2 separate regions of the Homo sapiens genome follow, and region 2 is linked to region 1. Evidence: chromatin loops called from intact Hi-C (ENCODE). Cell type or tissue: heart right ventricle. All regions are shown on one strand.

Region 1 (2,500 bases):
CGGGGGAAGAGGACTAGCTCCCCTTCCTTCCATTCCCCCATTCTCTCAGCTCAGCACTTCCTGGAGGTAGCATTCTGGGAGGGAGCTGCTTTGAAAGCACAAAGAACTAGTGCTGGAAGGCTGAGGGGTGGGGAGGTGTGAGGAGGAGAAGATAAGTATTCAGGAGGGGGCAGACTGCCCCTCAAGCCCCACACACAGCCAGGCCTTCTCCACAGCCTAAGTATGTGATGTGTGTGTGTATGTGTGTGTGTCCACGCCTACATGTAGTGCGAGCATGGACTTGCAGCTATGAAGTGTTGACAGGGAGAGTGACTAGGGACAATGCAGAAGCTGTTCTCCACCGGGCAGATGGCTCCTCTCAGGTACTTGCTCGGGTCTTCCTCTCTCCACTCCTTCAGTTCTCTCTCCACTCCTTCTCCTTGTTTTGTCTTTCTCCTCCTCAGTTTCTCAGCATCCCCTTTGCTTTCCCCCTCCCTCTCTTCTAGCTGTCATTCAGATGCAGCAAGATGGATTTAAATCAGACTGAAGATCCAATGTGGACTCTATATGGCAAATAAATAAATTAATTAATTTAAAAAAATCAGACTAACGAATAAACTGGGAAAGGGCAGCTGCAGATGGTCCAGGAGAGAGAATCCTGTAGGTTATGGAATGTTAGAACTAAACACCAGAGGAGTCTGCGGGTCTCTTCTGCACCTGTACACAGGAAGCTGGAGGTCCTTTGGGAAACATGTCTCATTGGCTCTGGGGGCAGTTGCTGGGGAGAAGCAGCATCTCCCCTCTTGTGCTTCCCATGGCTGGCTGATCCCCCGACAACACACTCATAGCCCTGAGATAATTGACTGTCTCAGCCCTTTCTTTCTTAGGCTCAGAGGAAGAGCCTGGTCTTTCTACACAGACCATGACTTTTCTCATGAAGCTGGGGACATCTGCAGGCTGGATGGCCTCCAGAGCTCTAGGCATGTGCCCAGAGGCCAGGCTGCCAGGCCCAGGTATGACAGCCTAGGCGTCCTCTCAGGTCGACTGCGCTTTAGACATTCTCCTCCTTGGTCCCTGATCCCCCTTGAGGAAGTCCAGCTCTGATTCAGGCTGTGGCAGTATCGGGGGGCAGCCTAAAGTGAGGACCCTTCTGGTAGGGCCTGCTCCTGCAGCGGCTGTCTTTGGGCATTGTGATTAGAATCTACTTTAATCATTCTTTCTCCCCGCCCCCCACACTGGTTTCAGCCAAACCAGACAGAAGGGGGCGCTCCTGAGTCATCCGAGAAGAGGATTCTGGGCTGATGCCTTAGCCCTGGCTCAGGGAACATCGGAAATTTTGTCTGTTCATCCATCAATCTGAAGGTGACTGGTGCGGTCACCTCGTTCTCTTTCTTCCTTTGCTTTCTTTCTTAAGAGATAGCGTCGGCCTTTCTTAAGAGATAGGGGGTGGTGGCTCACGCCTGTAATCTCAGCACTTTGGGAGGCCAAGGCGGGTGGATCACTGGAGGTCAGGATTTCCAGACCAGCCTGGCCAACGTGGCGAAACCCCGTCTCTACTAAAAGTACAAAATTAGCCAGGCATGATGGCAGGCACCTATAATCCCAGCTACTTGGGATGCTGAGGCTGGATAATCGCTTGAACCTGGCGGGCGGAGGGTGCAGTGAGCTGAGATCACGCCACTTCACTCCAGCCTGGGCGAAAGAGTGAAACTCCATCCCCCCACACCATAAAAAAAAAAGGGATAGTGTCTCACTATGTCATCCAAGCTTGCAGTGGCACGATTATGGCTCACTGCAGCCTCAAACTCCTGGGCTCAAGCCATCCTCTCACCTTAGCCTCCCTAATAACTAGGATTACAAATACGCACCATTACACCTGGTTAATTTTTACATTTTTATTTGTAGAGGTGGGGTCTATGTTGCTTAAGTGGTCTCGAGCTCCTGGTCTTGAGCAATCCTCCTGCCTCAGCCTCCCAAAGTGCTGGGATTACAGGCGTAAGTCACGGCACCCAGCCCCACTCACCTGCAGACTGACAGATGGACAATTTTTTTCTAGCAGGACCAGACAGAGACTTGGAGGAAACACTTTTATGACTTGTCCAGAGACTCCCTGGGCTGGAAGGAATCTGGCCTCTGCCTCTGGGAGATCAGCAAGTGGGGCAAGTCTTTGTCTGGGGCCACGGCCAAGGCTGGCTGGGTCCTAGGCTGGGGACAGTGTAACCCCTGACCATTTGCCAGCCCCCAGTAGCTCACCCTGGTCTGACTGTCTTGGCAGAGCTGAATGTCCCAATTTTCTTCAGAACTTTTTCCCAGGTTAATCTGTGTTGCTATTGCCCATGACCTGCTCACCACCTTCTTCATCATGAAAAAAAAAATGGCTTTCTCTCTTTCTCCCAGATCTCACAGTCCTCTGTGACTCTTCCTGGCCCCATCAGATGGGGATGGGCTGAGCCTAGAGTACTGAGCTGGTCGGCAGGGTGCAGCACATTCCTTACCTGGAGCTGACACTGTTAGGACTTTC
Region 2 (2,500 bases), 290 kb after region 1:
TCAGTCTCCTTGGCTGGTTTCTCCCCATCTCCTCAGCCTGTGAAACACGGGTGTGGCCTGCTGGGAAGTCCTTGACCTCTTCAGAGTCCTGTCTAGAGGCCGACTCTCCTAAGTTCCACACCTGTCTGCGCACCTTGCCTCCTCCCTCTCACTTGCTCCACCCAGGCAGCACATGTTAGTTGATAGTGACTCCGTCTTCCCTTGCTCGGGCCCAGACCTCGAATCTTTTATTTCCCTTTTGTCCCATACCTCACATCTGCTTTATCTGTGAATTCTTTTGGCTCTCCGTTCACAGTAGAGAACCTGAACATGTTCTCACCCTCGTCTAAGCCACCAGCACCTCTCACCCGGGTTCATGCAGGTGCCACTCAGCTGGTTCCCTGTTCCCATCCTGGGTGCCTACAGTCTCATGAGCCACAGGGCAGCCAGAGCGATTTCTGTAAGCTTCAATCAGATCATGTTATCCTCTGTGCCAGCGTCTCCACAGGCCGCCACGTCACTCATTCTTTATGCTGGCCTACGAGGCCTTCTGGGACTGGAACCTGTCACTTCTCCAACCTTATTTCCTGCTGATCTCCTCTTGTACTCATGGGGTTCCAGGCAAGCCGGTGACATGGGGGCAGTGAGCTAAGCCCCCCTTCTGTGGCCTCCTTGCTATTCACGCAGTTCCCTGGGCCAATGCCCCTTCCCCACGGCCTCTATGCTGCCACCCGCCCCCCCTTCCCCCTCCTTGAGAGCACCTTCTCGTGAGACTTTTCCAAACACCCATATAGAATTAAAATCTCCCTTTATTCATCACTGCTTTCTTCATAGCACTGGTCACTTTTGATGTGTCATATAATTCATTTGCTTACTTTGTTGTCATTTCTTCCATTAGAATATGCGAGAGGAATTTTTGTCTGTTTGTCACTTTGTATCTTTAGGGCCCAGAACAGTGCTTGGCAGAGAGATAATGAATGAATGAATGAATGAATGAATGAATGAATGAGAGTACTCGGTTTTCTTGGCAAGAACGGTTCTTGGGTCTGCGATGGGGTGCTGGGGAGGTAGAGATGATGTTAGGAGGTGGTCCTTTGAAAAGCCCCTTAACTGATTGATTGCATGCCAGTCCCGAAGGCATGTGTGACTGCAGCGTTAAAACTGTCAGTGCTGGCATTGTGTTTTGTGCCACCGAGTCCATCGGCCTCCAGGACCTCACACCGACATGCTGTCTGGTCCCCTGCGTGAGCGTCCACTGTTCTCACCTCATCAAGGGACAGGCCCAGCCTTTGCACAGCACGTTCTTGGTGGTTCCAGAATGTTTCTTGCATATCTTCTTGTTTGAACCTCACTGCAAGTCCTTGGGCTGGGCTTGGACTATGTCCTGGTACACAGACGAGAGACTCGCCTCACTGCCCTCCTGTCACAGGCCAGCCGGCTGGGCTGAGCGCCAACCCCAGCTGTTCTGCCTGCTGCCCCCTTACTGATAACTGCCAGAGGACAACATTATGTTTCAAGTCAGTAGCTAATCATGAGAGGCTGGTAGTTGGTACAAAATAAGAATTTTATTTCATAATTAAAGCAAAGAGCTAGGACCAGTAATCAGTCCCTTGGGTATTTACTCAGCCCTCACCTGCCATATTCTCCCCTCTTTTCTTTTGATGAAAGTCAAAAGAATACTTTAAAATACATTGCCTATTTTTACTCCTCCAAGCAGCCTTGGTACCCTAACAGAAGGCCCAGTTATTTAATTTTCTTTTTGTCATAAAGTAGGAAAGTTATACAAATCCGCTTAATACTATACAAAACACCTCTATTTTTAAGTCAGTACCTTTTCTACCCAGGACAGTTCTCATCTTTGTCTTAAAATGCCGGTGTTGGGGAAGTAAATTAGGAAGTAAAAACCTTATGTCACTGGGCACAAGTGGCTCACGCCTGTAATCTCAGCACTTTGGGAGGCCAGGGCAGGCAGATCACCTGAGGTCAGGAGTTCAAGACCAGCCTGACCAACATGGTGAAACCCCGTCTCTACTAAAAATACAAAAATTAGCCGGGCATGGTGGCATGTTGCCTCTAATCCCAGCCACTTGGGAGGCTGAGGCAGGTGAATCTCTTGAACCCGGGAGGCGGAGGTTGCATTGATTCCAAGATCACGCCACTGCACTCCAGCCTGGGTGACAGAGCGAGACTCTGTCTCAAAGGAAAAAAAAAAACAATCATGTCTTACAAAGAAATAGTGAATTGACTCAGTGATAGCAATTGAGCCCCACACACAGTGAAACCAGCCCAGGCCTGCTGTGGGCCAGGCAGCCCAGCGTGTGCACCAGTGAAGCAGAGGCTCGAGACAAATGCTGAGTGATTTTGACTTTATTCACCATACTGTTCAGAACACTGCACATTAAAATCCAGAATTCTGGGCCTCCGTGCACCTGGCCAAGAGGCTCAGGGTGGCTGGGGGCTGGTGGCCCAGAGATGTGTCTGACCTGTGATCTTTGTCTGGGTGGCAGACCCCTGAGGAGTT

Evidence for each region. Hi-C counts contacts between places; a loop is a spot of excess contacts. Peaks named below come from ENCODE experiments on the same cell type or tissue, not always from the same donor. Only the 100,000 strongest peaks of a DNase experiment are listed, where the experiment ranks them.
Region 2: it touches region 1 in a loop (2.4-fold over the local background); 12 of 110 quality-filtered maps call a loop at or near these places.

What each region holds. Positions count from the first base shown.
Region 1 is chr5:138,640,773-138,643,272 of GRCh38, forward strand. No RefSeq gene overlaps it. Among named protein-coding and RNA genes, the nearest start is that of HSPA9, 67 kb to the left of the region's middle. RefSeq lists enhancers at 476-1,029, 1,030-1,583, 1,153-1,232, 1,243-1,322. In heart right ventricle, a CTCF peak has its summit at 1,231 (motif pointing right); a DNase peak (open chromatin) is centred at 1,249.
Region 2 is chr5:138,926,760-138,929,259 of GRCh38, forward strand. It overlaps CTNNA1 (catenin alpha 1), which reads left to right. Exons shown (of 18, transcript NM_001903.5): 14 at 2,487-2,500. Among named protein-coding and RNA genes, the nearest start is that of LRRTM2, 53 kb to the left of the region's middle. In heart right ventricle, no CTCF peak of the experiment used is centred here; a DNase peak (open chromatin) is centred at 1,332; H3K27ac peaks cover 2,500 bases.